2 separate regions of the Homo sapiens genome follow, and region 1 is linked to region 2. The links are chromatin loops, found by intact Hi-C in ENCODE. Cell type or tissue: sigmoid colon. All regions are shown on one strand.

What was found. Peaks named below come from ENCODE experiments on the same cell type or tissue, not always from the same donor. Only the 100,000 strongest peaks of a DNase experiment are listed, where the experiment ranks them.
Region 1: a loop joins it to region 2, with 1.9 times the contacts of the local background. A loop is called at or near these places in 7 of 110 quality-filtered maps.

The regions. Positions count from the first base shown.
Region 1 is chr10:49,021,684-49,029,683 of GRCh38, reverse strand. All of the region lies in intron 7 of VSTM4 (V-set and transmembrane domain containing 4), which reads left to right. Among named protein-coding and RNA genes, the nearest start is that of MIR4294, 40 kb to the right of the region's middle. In sigmoid colon, no CTCF peak of the experiment used is centred here; no DNase peak of the experiment used is centred here; H3K27ac peaks cover 1,290 bases.
Region 2 is chr10:49,105,571-49,113,570 of GRCh38, reverse strand. VSTM4 (V-set and transmembrane domain containing 4) reads left to right here. Exons shown (of 8, transcript NM_001031746.5): 2 at 5,576-5,977. Among named protein-coding and RNA genes, the nearest start is that of VSTM4, 6.0 kb to the left of the region's middle. RefSeq lists an enhancer at 4,065-5,043. In sigmoid colon, no CTCF peak of the experiment used is centred here; DNase peaks (open chromatin) are centred at 3,470 and 6,960; H3K27ac peaks cover 1,142 bases.

The sequences.
Region 1 (8,000 bases), 84 kb after region 2:
CTGTTGGCATCCCAGGCCTACTTCTTGGGAAGGGACTGCTGTCTGCCTGTCTGCTCACCTGGATACAAGGCATTCACATCAGAGCATAGACTCTGCCTCTGAGCATGCATTTGCGATGCCTGGGACTGCCCACGAGCATCTGGGAAGGACTGACTGGCTCTGAATCCAGACACCACCTGTAATCCAGACTCCATAATCACTGGCCCTGCCTCACAGTGCTGGCATGAGGATGGAGCGAGATGGTGAAAATTAGTGTTTTCTGAGTTCTGTTCTCAGAAGGACCAATTCTCAGCCACCACACTCTGCTACCTCCCAAAGCCACTTCTGGATTATGTCCTTTGTTTTGGAAAGACATTTCTTTTGTTTCTTTATTTTTATTTAACATATACACCATAGAACTCTATATTCTCTTTTCATAATAGATTTAAATAAATTTGCCAATCAGCACCCATGGTACTTGAGATTAAGTCAAGTTCATATCCAAGGCATGTCGATGATAGTAGGACTGATAAGCTTCACAGCATACTTTACTCTCCTGAGTTGGGTACTATGGAGACCCATTGAGGAGACCCTCTGTCAAATAGAGCTTTCTGAATGCACAGCCTCAAGCTCCTTGGTGGCTATAGTTGTATGTGCAGTGGCTGTTGTTAGGGGAGAGTTTGTTTTACAAGTTACTCCATTGAATAAAAAATGAGCACTTATCTTGCAGGTAGAAGAGGAAGTCTGCCCCTGATAATTTGTAATTCTCTCATGGGTAAATAGATTCCTGATAGTGCAGCTCTGTGGAGCTGCAGTCACATTTTTAAACTCTAAGATGACGTTAACATAAACATTCCATGTCCCAGTTATTGATCTGTTGCTGTGATAATGGTATTACCCAATTGAACTTTTGATGTTGAGAGAACTTGCAGAGGCTGCAATTGCATTTTTCTTTTATTACCGTGACTTAATTCAAGTTACACATCCAACTGTGATCTCTGTGAAAAAGTGTTGTTTTGCAGGAGTCTGCATAAGAGAATGCTAAACCTCTCTTAGTAAGAATGTTAAGTTCCAGCCTGAATCATGGAAAGACACCTACAAAATGATATACTCAGAAACTATCCATTAAGAGCTTAAAGTGTGTTATCTTCCAGAAAGGTGCACAACCTCAGAATTCCTTGAGGTTGACTTTTCTCTCAGTAGCCAAATCAAATAGTTCTTCCCCATGGACATACTTTCCATGATTATCACCCTCAAACTGGGGGAAAAGGGGCTTGCATTAGAGGTGGGAGATTCAGCCCAGAGGCTGCTACCTGCTGTTATAGTACCTCATTGTTGGCAGAACAGAAGGCTAGACAGGCCATTGCAAGCTCTGAAAACTGCAGACTCACTTTGTGATGCCCAGAGTCCAGGAAGGTTCATCACTGCATTTTAAACCTGGTCTGTGTGATCATCCTTTCCTAATGCTTCTGAGAGGAAACTGTGCTATGTAAGAATTTAATCTGGCTCAGCAGCTATCCAGGAGCACTTGAGTTCAAGTCTAGGATGGGAAAGTTCCTTAAGCATAAGGGAAAGGTAATTACTGTGCTACTGACACCTAGAACAATGGCTAAAAGAAAAAAAAGCGCTGACAAGGATGTGGAGCAATTGAAACGCTCATGCTTTGCAGGTGGGAGGGCAAAATGGTCCACCCTGGACAAATAGGCAGTTTCTTACAAAGTTAAACATAACTTGCCATGTGGCCTAGCAAACCCACTCCTGGGTATTTACTCTGGAGGCATGAAAACATCACACAAAAACCTATATTTGAACGTTTATAACAACTCTATAACCACTAAAAACTTGGAACAACCCACAAGTCATCCAGCAGGTGAGTGGATGGCTAGCTACAGCATGTGGAATACTCTTTACCAACAGAGAGGAGCAGACAATCGTTGCTTGCAACAACTGGGATAAATCTTCAGGGAATTATGCTCAGTAAAAAAAGCCAATCCCAGAAGGTTACACACTGTATGATTCTTTGTACATCACCTTTTCTAAGAGACAAAACATAGTGGCAGAAGACAGATCTGTGGTTGCCAGGGGTCGGGCTGGAGGGAAGGTGGGACTGCAGAGGGGTGGCATGCAGGGGTGATGGAACTGTCCTGAGACCTGACTGTGGCAGTGGTTACAGACATCTATACCTGTGTTACAATTCTTAGAACTGGGCACCTCAAAACTCAATTTTACCCCATGTCATTTAAAACAAATAAAATAAAATTTTGAGAAACCTCCATTATGTCATCGGAGACACAGCAGGAGGCATGAGTGGAACTGTAATCCTAGGGCTGAGTCTGTGGACACATGTTGGTGAACATGCCTGCAGCGTGGGGGGCCTGGCACACATTTGAGAACATAGCTCAGAAACATGCATGCTTAGAGCATTCTTAGATGTTACTTGTATAAATGAATGAGTTGGTCATTAGTTTGTTGTAAAATGCCTTCCTTCACTGGCCAGGGAGCAGTTCTGTGATGGTGATCATGGTCATTAGAGAGGGCGAGGCAGAATCCCAGTAGCTCGCTGTGCAGGGTCAGAGGAAATCACAGGTGCAGTGAGTGCAGGAGAGTGTGGCCGCCAATGGCATCAGTGTCAGGGCATTCAGAGGGCCTGGTGGGTTTTGAAGGAGTAGGGGTCCACCTTGTGTGTGACAGGCAAGAGTTTCATGCGGAGGGGATCAACTTAAACAGAAACCTGTACTCCCCTGTTAGAGAAGTTTCAGGGAGGAGCCTGGAAAGAGGACTGAGCAGATCACATGGCTCTTTTGCATCCGTAGTGTAAGGCTTGGTACTTTCAGCAGTCACAGGATGTGCAATGTAAAGAAACGCCTTCCCTCAGGGTTTTGCAACCTGTGGCCTTCATTGCTAGAGAACCCAGGTCAGAAACATCCCTGAGTCAGGTAGCAGCGGGTTCCTCTGCTGTGAGGGAATAAATCTTCTGGCCCAGCCCTGCCCCTGTCAACACCCACATCCTGAGCCCCACCATCCTCTCCCACCATGAGCTGGGCCCTCTTTTTCCACACGGAGGGCAGCAGGCAGCAGGCTGCCACCATGGCAGGGTGGCACCCAGAGATGAAACGCCACCACCTCCCAACATCTGGTCACTTCTGCTTAGCCCTGGGAGTGTGACTTCCCAAAGCCTTGGTTTATTTTATGTATTTCACTTTATCTTGAAACAGATTGGTTTTTATTTGTGTTTTAGGACAAGATATCTGGGCATAGTCCAGGGCCACTGCCCATCTATATGGCACCTTTAGGTAGATTACAAAAAGGCACCTATCTTAATAGACATATTATAGAAGAGCTTCCCATCATGGTGGGAACAACTCTTGCCCCACAGAATGTCTTGGGAGAGCTGAGCATGGGGTGAATTTCAACTCTCAGTCACTTAAACCTGGAGACCCTGGGTAGACCCAGGGCCAATCCAGTGGTTCATTGAGGCGGCAGACACTAGGCTCCTCGGTCTGTTTTCTCTACCATCTTGAGCAGGTTGGCCTTGGTTTTCATTCATGTTGCCTCTCTGTCTTAAGATCTAGTTTGTTTTTCCCTGGAAGAAGTGAGGCTGTGCCCAGGGAAGTCCGAGCACGCAGACCTAGTATGATAGCTTCCCTGGGCAAGGAGCCCTTTCCTCTAGGATTTTTCTGTCTTCTACCTTGAAACCTCAGCCCAGTCTCTTCCTCAGGTGGGGCTGCTTCTGCATGTCATTTTGTTTCTCCTTACATCCCCAGCATGAAATGTGGCAACAAAAGAAAAGTGGCTTCAGAGAGAGCTGCAGAATGGCAGATGGAACACAGGGTTTGGGGGCAGAAACAACCTGACCCTTGGCACTCACAGCCTCTGTGTGCTCAGCTGACTGCAGGATCTGTCTCGGCCCCGGGTGCAGTTCAGAGGGCAGGAATGTCCTGCAGCTAGCCCGTGTGCCGGTCACTTGGTAGCCAGGTGCATTGCTCAGATGGAGGCAGCCACACCTGGGTGGCTTTTCTCTGTTAGCTTCCCTCCCCTGCTGGAGCCAGGTGCCCTTCATACCAGTCAGCATGGCAGTCACCATTGCCCCCTTTCCAGAAAGCTGGAGGTTTGTGTGGGCTGCCAGCAACCCAGCTAGATCTGTTGCAGCCCAGGGTCAAGGCCGAGGCCTGGCCATGGCGGGCCAGGCAGCTGGGGATGGGAGGTGTGTGTGGGGGCAGGGTGCCATGTGAGGAAGTCCTAGAGCCTTTCTCCTCCAGCCCTGCTCCTCACTGAACCAGGGGTAAATGTATCAGACCTTTGTCCCCTGCCTTGTCTCGGGGAGGGTGCTCTGCTGCTGACATAAATGCCTTAATCTCGTATATTCTCCCACCCTATCAGGTAGTTCTTCTCATCTCCCCTTCAGGAAGGCTATTTTCTTTTCTTCCATTCTCTTCTGTCCTCACCTTGACTTATGTATTCATTTGCTAGGGCTGCCATAACAAAACACCACAGTCACATAGTCAGGGCAGCTTAAAACAACAGACTTTATTCTCTCACAGTTGTGGAGGCCGGAAGTCTGAGCTCAAGGTGCTGGCAGGGTTGGTTTCTCCCAAGGCCTCTCTCTCTCAACTTGGCTTGCAGATGCCGCCTTCTCCTTGTGTCTTCATGTGGTCTTGACTCTGTGTGTGTGTCCTCATCTTCTTAGAAGAACACCAGTCAAATTGGATCAGAGCCCACCCTAATGGCCTCATTTTAACTTAATTACCTCTTTAAAAAAACCCATCTGCAAATAGAGTCACATTCTGAGGTCTTAGGAGTTAGGGCTTCAACACAGGAAATTTGGGGAACAAGATTCAGTCCATAACAACTAATTTCCTAGAATCTGTTCCTTACCTGTCAAAAGATACCCAGGGCTACTTAGTTCACAAAGTTCTTGTTAACTTATGAAGCATTCAGAACGTGCACATATGCGTGCTATTTTAGCTGACCCTAGAGAGGAGGTGATGCCACTGAAACACTGATTTGTTCAGCACACACATGTTCAGCACCTTTTATGGGGCAGCTGCTGGGCCAAAACATTACATAGACCTCATTTCAATCCTCATAATCATCCAACAAAGTAGGTATTATCTCTGAGCTCCAGTGATGGAACTGGCCCAAGGTCACACAGCTGACCTTTAAACTAAGATCCAAATTCCTCCTGCACCCATGATCTGCTGTCAGCCCCAGGACGATAGCCTCAGCCACTCTCCTCACCTCTTCTCCATGAACACTTTCATTGATCTGAGAGTTAGAAGAATTTCCCTTTATTGCAGCCTTCCTTTGATGCATCAATACGTGCGTGTATCTGACCCTCCATCCCCCCTTGCTCATAGAATCCTCCTCCAGAATTACTTGTGGATTCTCACTGGCTGGTAGTTTTCTCCCTGTCTGGTAGTTTTCTAATATGAAAAGTGAGACTAAGGGTCCATGAAACAAGGGATTTGAGACACACAAAATACCAAGCAGCTGAATACAACAAATGCCAGGCCTTTATTTGAGGAATAGAAAGAGAATCTGACCAGGAGTAACAGCAGGTTAGGTGAAATGGAAAATAAAGTAAAACCAAACAGCCCTGGGAGAGAGGAAATGGCCGAGTTGCTTCTCACATATTTAGAAAGTTCTAGGGCTTTTTCTAAAGGATTCTGCCAGGACTTCCCAGCAGCAGTTGGTTCACTCTTGCTGTCTGTTTTCCAGTGATTACAACATCTGGATATAAATGTAAAACTCGGTCCGGGTCTGAGGCCTGGAACTCCTCCTTCAAGCAGTTTCCTTGAGGCTTTCAATGGAATTTACAGTCGTTAAGAGTGTTTGTGAATAGACAGTTCAACACTGTTGAAGCTTCTATCCTGAGTTCCACAATTTGTACTAACACTCCGCAACCTTCTGTACTTCCTGCATCCCCCAGAGTAGGGTGGGGGCTTGAAGAGAGTCATTTTGAAGCCAGCGTCTATCAGGAAATTAACAGAAGTGCTTCCTCATTCATTTTTAGAGATGCTGGGAGTGATTCCCTAGCTTAAATCCAGTTTGGGCTTGTCTACTGAAGATAGCAGTAAACTTGTATCATCTGAAGTAAAGGTGAGGCTTTGCAACAGGCTCCTCGTCAGGCTGTGCCCCATTGCAACCACCTGCTTTAACCACTGCTTTCAGCTCCTGGCTCTTGGTTTTACCACCAGTTTTTTAGTTTACCTAGTCTTAGTGATGTGCCAAAAATTTTCTCTAAGCTTCTCCTCAAATGCACCTTAAACCTTCCACTGAAACATTAGTGCAAAGAAACGTAGTTTGGTGAAAACCAGTGAGGAATATGCATTTGCCCCTTTCATTGGCCATTAGGAATTTATTTCCAGTTAAACAAGCTGGGAAATGTAATTAGGCACATGGCTGATTGTGATAGCCAAGTGTGCATGCCAGAAAAACAATAGGTTCTTTAAAGATGCCAAGGACTGATATTATGCATCTTATCTTGGAAACTATACACTTCACAGTTCTGAGCCTCCTGTGAGCTGCCTCGTATCTTCAATCAAATTATTATATTCCAGAAATATGCATAAGGGAAATGATTCTACACATTTTATGGTGGGTTGTTGCTTGTAGCAGTAATTGAAGTACCTTTTCCACTTATGAAAGTACTACTTTTATTTGTTTTTATTGCTTTTCTAGATGCAATTATTTATTTAGTGTGCTTTGGCTTTATTAAATTATGTTTACTATAGGAACATCATAAAAATGTATGAAAACAACACATCAGCCAAGCCAGCCTGGTGACCTGTATTGAAAGAGCTAGTGTTATTTTTCATATCCAAACGTAATGGAATAACTTAAGAATAAACAGATAATCTACACTAGAAAACAATGCAATTTCAAGGTAATGTAATAACACACCTGGACAATATGATTTCATAAATCTTGGTGCTAAAATTTACATGAGTTGGGTTTTGTGTGCTTATTTGAGGACACATGGCATTTCTAAATGGAATCATTATAATGGGAAATGTAATTAAACTGAAAAGCGAGAATGTAAACAGGGTTTTTGTTGCTTGTAAGATATGGATGACTAAGAAGAAATGTAAAGACTTTTGGTGTCAAAAGGCAAGCAGAAGGCTCCCATCCCTATAAATGATCTTAACTTTGAAATTGAAAAATTGCTAGACAATTCGTCTAGGTCACTTGGCAGTCACCCCCAGCAGAGGTGCTGGCTTGAAGAACTCTTTGTAACTCTCCTTGTCTATTACTTCCCGTGCCTTTTTGGGGTGCATCATCTCAAAAGAAAAGAAGTGTTTTGCTTTTGGCATTCTTTTTAAGAAACTTAAATTGAATGAAGGTGGTTTAGTTGTTTGGAATTTCCACCAGATAACCAGGAAATAGGCATACAAACTTTTTTTAAAAAGTCCATCAAACAACAACAAAACCAAAGCCAAAACCAAAAAACCCTAAGTCTGACATCCTTATAAAGAGCAGAGGTGCTTAAATGAAAATGTCTGTGTGACTATAAATTCATGACCAACTTTTATTTTTTTAATTATGGGTTAAAATTAATTAATGCATTGTTAAATAAAAAAAAATAAATGCATTAAAAAATGCCTACTACAAAATCCAAAAGGTAACAACAAATGTACACAGTGAAGGCTGAGTCTCCCTGCAGCTGTTCAGGTTACTTCCCTAGAAAGAGCCATGGTTAATGTGCTCTCCATTTTCTGAACGAGTGCCGAGAGTTCCCAGGATTTTCTAAGTATGTAAAATATGTACCCACATATTTACTTACATACACGCATACATGCATATTTACACAGGATATGATAGTGAAATATAAAGTACACATATAGCTCCTCCCTCATTCTTAAAGACTGCACCGTATATTGCGTTATACGAATGCCCCCATCTCCTACTGATACCTATTTAAGTGTTTACAGTTATTTGCTTGTACCAAGAAAGACTCCCACCCATAGTATAGGAGAGGACCTCTATGTTTTGTCAACCTTTTTTTTTTAATGTTTGGCAAC
Region 2 (8,000 bases):
GTTCGAATTCCAGCTCTGCCACTTACTATGTGAGCTTGAACAAGGGCTTAGCCTCTCTGTACCTCAGTCCTCTTGTCTATAAAATGGGAATAAACAGAGTATCAGGATAAATTGAGAAAATACATCTAAAGGGCATAGAGTTTGTACCCGGCAGGTATTAGCCTCTATCATTGGGCAAGGTGATATTTTTATCCTGGATGGAGCTATTTTCAGGTGATAGGCTAATGTGAGTGAATCAGTCCATGGGCTAGGTCTGGCATCACCTCTGCTTAGTGCTCAGTAAATACTGGCTCCTGGTGCCAAAGACTGTTAAGTAATATAACTATTTCTTTCAGAGATTTAGCTGTATGAATTCAGACTATTCTTTTAATAAGAAAGCTCACTGCTGCTGATCAGTACTGACAGTTTGCATTCCTTATAAACTTAGAGGCTCTGGTCTCCCTGAAGTGAGCAGGTGCAGTTTCTTCAGGCAGAGAGGAAGTGGGAGGCACACAGCTACGAGCACATCCCTGGCCTGCTCAGAACCGAGGGACTGTGCCCACCTCTGCATCCCAGATGAGGCTGCTGCCTTGTTCTGTTAGTTGTCCTTACTCCCTCACCTGGAAGTGGCCATCTCCCACTTCACAATGAGTAGGTTGTTCTATTCAGCTACAACGGTGTCCTAGGCTGTTTTCAGAGTGGTGTTAGTCCTTTTCATGACATTATTCAAATATAAGCAAGGGGGTTAGACACCTTAACTTTTATCCACAGGAATTTGAGATTCGTCTACAAACATAACCAGCTACATCGCTTGTGGGATCCAGTGTCAAATGAAAATGTGGGCCTCCTTGTTAAAATGTATTAAAATTTCAAGATAGCAACAGCAGAGATTAAACCATGTTGGGGTGTGAGGACTTCCAACCATGGGGTCCTGTGTGCCTGCAGGTCGTGGGCCCACGAAGCCCACTGTACTCACAGGACAGTGTGCATGTCACTTTCTATTGCTCCCACCTCCCCAGTCTCAGGGCATGCAAACTCTATCTGTATTTTAAGGGTGCTTTTGCATTGGAGCCTATGCTTACTGTGAAAGGCATCCTTTTCCCATTTTTCGGATGAGGAAACTGAAACTCCAGGAGGCTCACACCTAACAGAATCAGGTTTCCGGCCTGGTTCTGTCAGATGCCAGCCCCTGGCTCTCTACCCAGCCCCACCAAGCCACTGCTTCTGTGTCTCATCGTTTCTCTGCAACTACCAGAGAAGGCCTGGGACCATAAACATCCAGTGCTTAGCCCATGTGGTGCCCAGGACTACCAAGTCCCAGAGCATGTGCTTGTTGGAGACTGGGATTTGCTGCAGCAGGAATCCTGTCCCTCTGTTTGTATCAGTCTCTTCCCTATCAGTTTTGTTATATTCCTCCTTCAAAAAGTGGCCTTGGGGAACCTGACTGGGGTAGGGAATGCCTTCTGAGGATCATGTGTTGGCAAGGGTGGCTGTTGGGCCACAGTGGGGTACAGTTCACCAGGATGAACTGACCTTTCCATTTCCAGCCTGTACAGGGTCCCTCTTGCCTCACAACATTTGCAGAGGTGGGGCTCCCTCCTTGGAAATCATTCCTTGTTGCTGCCTTGAACTTTATTTCATTAGCTGCAAGTGAGTCTTTAGCTCAAGCTCACATCCCCAGAGTCCCTTCCCCTGACCCCGAAGTCTAGATCAGGATCTTGCCATGATTTTCTTAAACCCTGCACTTTTCTCTGTGGCATGTGACACTGTAGTTATATTCTCCCATGTCTTTTCCCCAATGAGTGGCTGCCTTACCCACTGGACTGTCCACTGCACAAGGTCAGGAATGTTGTTTTCTTCTTCACAACATGCCTGCTGCATGAGGCTTAAGCTGGAGGAAGCAGGAACTGTGAGTGGAGAGGTACAACGGGGAGGGGGACGATGCGTCTCCCTCCCACCTCAATTCTCCGCAACACAGGGTCACAAAACAAGAAATTAATTTCTTCTTCGGGCCTGAGTGACTTTGGCAATCCTTCCTAGGCCAGGAGAGGGAGGATCTGCCCTGCCTGGCTGCTCCATCATCTACCTGGTGGAGGAGGGGGCGAGTGACACCATCAGGTCCTGCCCCTCTGACAAGCTGGGCATGCATGGACTGTCATTCAGACTGAGATCCAGAGGGAAGAGCCTGGGCTCCCGGGGGCCCTGTACACTGTCTCCTGCCTCTGGACACTGCTGCACCTGCTTCCCCTCGTCCTGTCCTCTGATTGCCATTGGTGTTCCCTCTGCTGAGCCCTATGGTCCTGATGACTGCGGGGGAAGATAACGGACTACCTCTCTCTTAGTATTGAAATAAACACCCAACTGGCTCACATTTGCCAGCCCCTGGGTGCCCTAACTGCATTCCCTCTCCTCCCTCCTGCTTTGCCCCATCTCACAGTTGCCTGGATACATGTGCCACCTTTGCTGGGTTTAAGGCAGGGCTGGGGAAGAGAAGAATGTTACTCAAGGCACCCAGCTTTGCTGAGAAGGCTTGTCACAGGCACAGGGACCCCACAACCTGAATAGCTTGTGTCCTCCAGCAAAGCTTTCAGACTTGGCGGGGGCCTGTGGCCATCAGAGTTCTAACCACACCACCCACCTCCTGGTGCTGAAGGTGCAGGTAGAGGGCTGGAATGAAGCTTGCTGTGAACAGGGCTGGATTAGTGTGCTTACGCTGTCATAACAGAGTACCATAGGCTGGGGTACTTACACAACAGAAACATCACATTTTGGAGTCTGGAAATCCAATCAAGGTGCTGGCAGGGTTGGTTTCTCCTGAGGCCTCTCTCCTTGGCTTGGAGATGCCACCTTCTCCCTGTGTCTTCACAGGGTCTTCCCTCTGTGGTGTTTGTGTTCTTATCTCCTCTTCTTATAAAGACCATTGATACTAGATTAGGGCCCAGCTTAATGACTTTATTTTAATTTAATTACTCCTTTAAAGACCCTATCTGCAAATACAGTCCCATTCTTAGGTCCTGGGGCTAACGCTTCAACATATGAATTTTGGGAGGACACAATTCAACCCATAACAAAGGTCTTTGCACTTTGGTAGAAGAAACAGAAGTTTGTGCCATTTGTAAGAGAATATGGGGCAAAATGAAGGCAGGGAGGTGCGCCTATAAAAAGAGGGTTCATCCTGGAAGGCTAGAGAATAGTCCTTTCCCTTTCCTGGGATCCCCTGACCCTGTCCTGAGCCACAGAAGTGGAAGGGTTACTAGCTTGCCTCCAGGAAGAAATCTGGCCTCCCATGGGGACTGGAGCACTTGGCACATCCTTCTGGTTTCAGTCACTATAAATAATCCCTCTTCCATGTAGCATTAATAGGAGGAGCCTGGGGCGTGGGGTCCCGGCTGCACTCTCATCCCACCCATCTTGTTTCAATTTCCTGCCTTCCTCAGCTCTCCTGGCCTCCACTGGGAAGCTCTTGAGGGCGGGGTGGGGCTGGACTTCAGTTCTGGAAGCCAGCTGCTGCATCGTTGCTGCTCTCTGTGGCTGCCCAACCCCAGCAGCTGTTGGAGCTGGGTCAGCCAGTGTCCCCCAGCTGCTGCATTCCTCACCAGGGAGCTCCTGCCGTGGGAGCTGTGTGGACTTCACACAGGGCTTCAGCAGTGAGGAAGAAATGTCTTCTGACTAATTTAACATGGCCCATGGGCCAGGTGCCTGCCAGGTGGGCGAGATGCAGGGGGAATTGTGGGGCCAATTCCTCTTCATTTGCCTTGCAGGAGGGGCTTCTGATGACAGCGGGATTGCTACCAGAGTGGGTCCCTCCTTTGGCTACACATTAGTCTGCAGCCCTAAGTATCTCCCGCATCACTGTAGGCATAGAAGACCTCATACCCATCCAGCGGAGAGTCCAGCTGAGCCTTAACCCTTTTTCTTCTGAGCTCACTTCCATATATATCAAAGACTTTGGTGTTTTAATCCCTGGGGACCTGTGAATGGAACGTTATATGACAAAAGGGACTTTATGGGTGTGATGAAGTCAAGGCTCATGGAATTACCCTTGAATATCCTGTGGGCTAGTGCTTGTCTTCTGAGAGATGAGAAAGAAAATTAAGGAAAAATGATCCTGAAATCATCTGTCTTGAGGTGTTCAGTTATTAAATCAATAGTGGAAACTGTATAGGAGGAAGACCTGTTGCCTGGATTTTTACAATGAAGAATAGTTTGTATCTACCATCCCTCCCCCAGCCCACCGCAGGGCCGCCTGCTTGCTGCTCCACAGCCTCCTTGTCAAATGTTCAGATCTTGCTTGATCTGTTTTTCCACTTTCCTCCTTGCTTCCCTGCAGCACTGCCCAGGGGTCAAAGGTTTTGGTGGCTGTGACATCTGGGGCCCAAGCCCTCTTCTGTTACCAGATGGTGGCATTTTGGGACTGAAAGCTGTGCTTTGGGATGACCATGGGGACACCTGCTTGTGTGGGGGGGTGGAGGCGAATGGCTTCCTGGAGTGATACATGGGGCAGTACAGGGGTGGGGACATGGAACCTGGTGAGAAGACAGCCCTGACTTGGCAGAAAGAGGTTCCAGGCATCCTGTGCAAAGCATCTTTTCTCGGGCCCTGCCTGCCAGAGGGCTGTGCTGTGAGCACCGGGCAGCCTGGTCGCACTGGGCAGTCCAGGGTACACCATGAATCGTGGCTCCTGGGAGAAGACTTCAGCAGTCGGCCTCTCTGAGGTCTACTGGTCTGGGTGGTGGAGTGGGCGCTGGGGTGGCTCCATCACAGGTCAGCTCAGGGGCAGAACAGTGGCTGGGAGTGGGCAGCCCTCGGGCTGGTTTTAACTAAGGAACCAAAGGACAGGAAGTTGTGGATGGGGCCTGGAATTCCAAAGTGTCTTTTGGGTTGTTGGGAGAGTCTCTCATCCCTCCTCTTCCTGGGGTTTAATCATTCTTTATTCTTGCTCTTCAACTCTGAGACGATGGATCCTACAAATAGGAAACCAAGCAACCCCTGTTGTCCCAGCTCACATCCGACCTTACTACTCATCTGCCCTGGGTACAGTTGAAATAGCGGAGTCAGGGAAAGGGGCCCAGCTTCCTGGTGGACAGGCCACCAGAGAGAGGGCCCTACCCTGCCCTGCTCCAGGGCGGCTCCCCACCCACAGCACAGCTGACATCAGGCCAGGGACAAAACTGATAAAAGTAGGCCTTGGGGAGGGGCAGGGGCCAGGTGGTGAGGTGTGGGGAGTGGTGGGGGGTTGGATGTGGGCTAGACATTTTTAAGAAATTCCAAAAATCTAAATCTTTTACATGAAATTTGAATTTTAAACGTCAGCAACTAATTACAAAATTTTGAAAAATACTTCTGGGTCAGGAGGTCATTGTTTAGCATCCCACATGGACAGGGTGGTCCCATAGATGAGACAGTGGGGGCCCACAGAGGCTCACCCCCAGAAGAACCCCTCCTCTGGAGAGGTGAGGGGCCGCCTGCTTCTCTGGCCAGGCAGAGCACTAGGATGCCCAGTGCGTGGAGGCATTTCCTGGCTCCTCGACTGTGGACTGCCCACAGGGGGACTTGGGGCCCTCCTCATCCTCTCTTCTCCCCTTTTTCTCTGCAGAGGTCTGTGCGGCCCTCAATGTCACTGTGTCCCCGGGGCCCGTGGTTGACTACCTGGAGGGGGAGAATGCCACTCTCCTCTGCCACGTCTCCCAGAAAAGGCGGAAGGACAGCTTGCTGGCCGTGCGCTGGTTCTTTGCACACTCCTTCGACTCCCAGGAGGCCTTGATGGTGAAGATGACCAAGCTCCGGGTGGTGCAGTACTATGGGAATTTCAGCCGCAGCGCCAAACGGCGGAGGCTGCGCCTGCTGGAGGAGCAGCGGGGGGCGCTCTACAGGCTCTCCGTCTTGACACTGCAGCCCTCCGATCAAGGGCATTACGTCTGCAGAGTCCAGGAAATCAGCAGGCACAGGAACAAGTGGACGGCCTGGTCCAATGGCTCCTCAGCCACGGAAATGAGAGGTGAGGGTCTTGGTCTCCCTGGGTAGAGGTGGTGGTGGGGCAGGCCAGTAGGCCCCCCTTTGCAGCCACCACCCAGGGGCTCCCGGGTTGGCTGTGTTGCACTAGAACATATCTTGTGGGCCTCTGTTGGTCACAGACATGAGTCATGCCATGGGGTGAGGGTAGATCTTTACCTGGACACTGGCTAATGTGCTGTGTAGACACAGAAGTGAGAACAGAAAGGACCAAGTGCCTGCCCCAACATGGCCCAGCCCAATCTCTGGGCAAAGCCTCTTATGTGTCTGAAGTTGGACTGCTGTGTGCTGTCAAAGGTAAACAAAGCTGGACCCTGGTCAAAGGGGTCAGGGCAGATTTTATTCAGCAGTAGCTATTGCAGTAGAGAAGAGAGCCTGGCATGAACTGGACTCAACTCTGATTTGTGCAGACATGACTGGTTGTTTTAAAAGGAGAATGAGTGAGTGGGGGTGAGTGGGGACTCAGTAGAGTCAAAGAAGTGTGAAAATTGCAAAAAGCAGTAGGGAGAGGTTTGGCTTATGTGGAGCCATCTGGGTTTGCTAAGATGCTTATCGAAGTTTGAAGTTTGGTTTCTACCTTCCCACAGAGATGGGGAGATGGGGGTTTTGTCTTCAGGTGTTGGCTGGAACAAGCAGTAAATGCTTTTGGCAGCCTTGAGTTTTCTCAGGCAGGCACTTTCAGGAGGTCATCGTAGGCATAGGCATGTGGCCTTGAGCCATTAGAAACTATGTTAGTGTTTGTTGGAGTCTTTAGGCCAAGACTGAGGCTTAGTCGAGAAGGGGCTCTGAGGAGCCCGGCTGGAGTTTGGCTAAGGAGAGCATGTTTGTCAGTGCTCAGCCTCCCACCCAGGTCTGTGCAGGCTTGATGGCTTTGGCTGGGGGGTGCCGGGCACCCATGGAGGAGGCACGCGTTGGGAGGTTTTGCTGTGAGTCGTCAGGCCTGGGAGCAGGGCAGGCTGGTTGCCCAGTGGAACTGATCCAAACTTAGGCAACAGCTCGCCAAGAAATTCATGAGGAAGTGGGCAGAGGACCAGGGGTAGCCCTCCCTTCCTGAAGACAGATAGGAGGGATGGACAGCATTTCTGCAACATCTCAGCTACCAAGTGCCATATTTTGGGGTTGTCATTTTTTTATCACCAATGTTTCTATTCGGGAAGACACCTCTCACAATTTTAGTAAGACTTCCTATTATGCACTAAATTTTGCCTTTGATTGCTTTGAAATTGAATTTAGTTTGGCACAAGATCAAGAGGATCACAAAGTACAGCTGATAGTCTCAAATACAAAAAAGGGTCTAATTTTATTGTACACATATAACAAAATACTCAAGTCCTTAGTGATGTTGTTTTGACAAGCCTTTTTAAAGGACAAAACTTAGTTGTGAAAAGTATTTTTAATGTCCTATATGAATAAGGGACATAGAGTAAAATAATTTATATACAGAGTCTTTACAGTAGTTCAATTTTACTTGTCTTTGGAGTTTGCTTGTTGTAATGTTTATAAGTACAGAATGAGGTATTAAATAGAATGTGCAATTTTTCTCCTTAAGCAAATTAATTCAAGAAAACCAATGACTATTGGCTTATTATTTTCACATAGAAAACAAGACATCAGATCATCAAGGGCTGGGCCAAGAACCCACTGCAAATACCACTTGGCTGTGAAACACAAGATCTTTTATATATACAAGATATATACATACATATATATATACACACAAGATATATATATATATATACACACACACATATGATACGTGTGTATGTGTGAATTGTGTTGTTTTTGGTGTTTGTGTCACAGTGTATTCTGGAGTCACAGACGAAATATCTTGGCAGTGATGACATTCTGCCAAATAAAGCATATAAAAGCTTTGCTACCTTCAAGTAAGCAGAGTCATTTAGCTTGTTGGTTAACGTGAATCTCATTTCAGTGAGTGAAGCTGGGTTCAGTCTAGAACATTTGTTTGGGAACTTGCTCCAAAAACATGAGGTAGTTTTTAACACCTCACT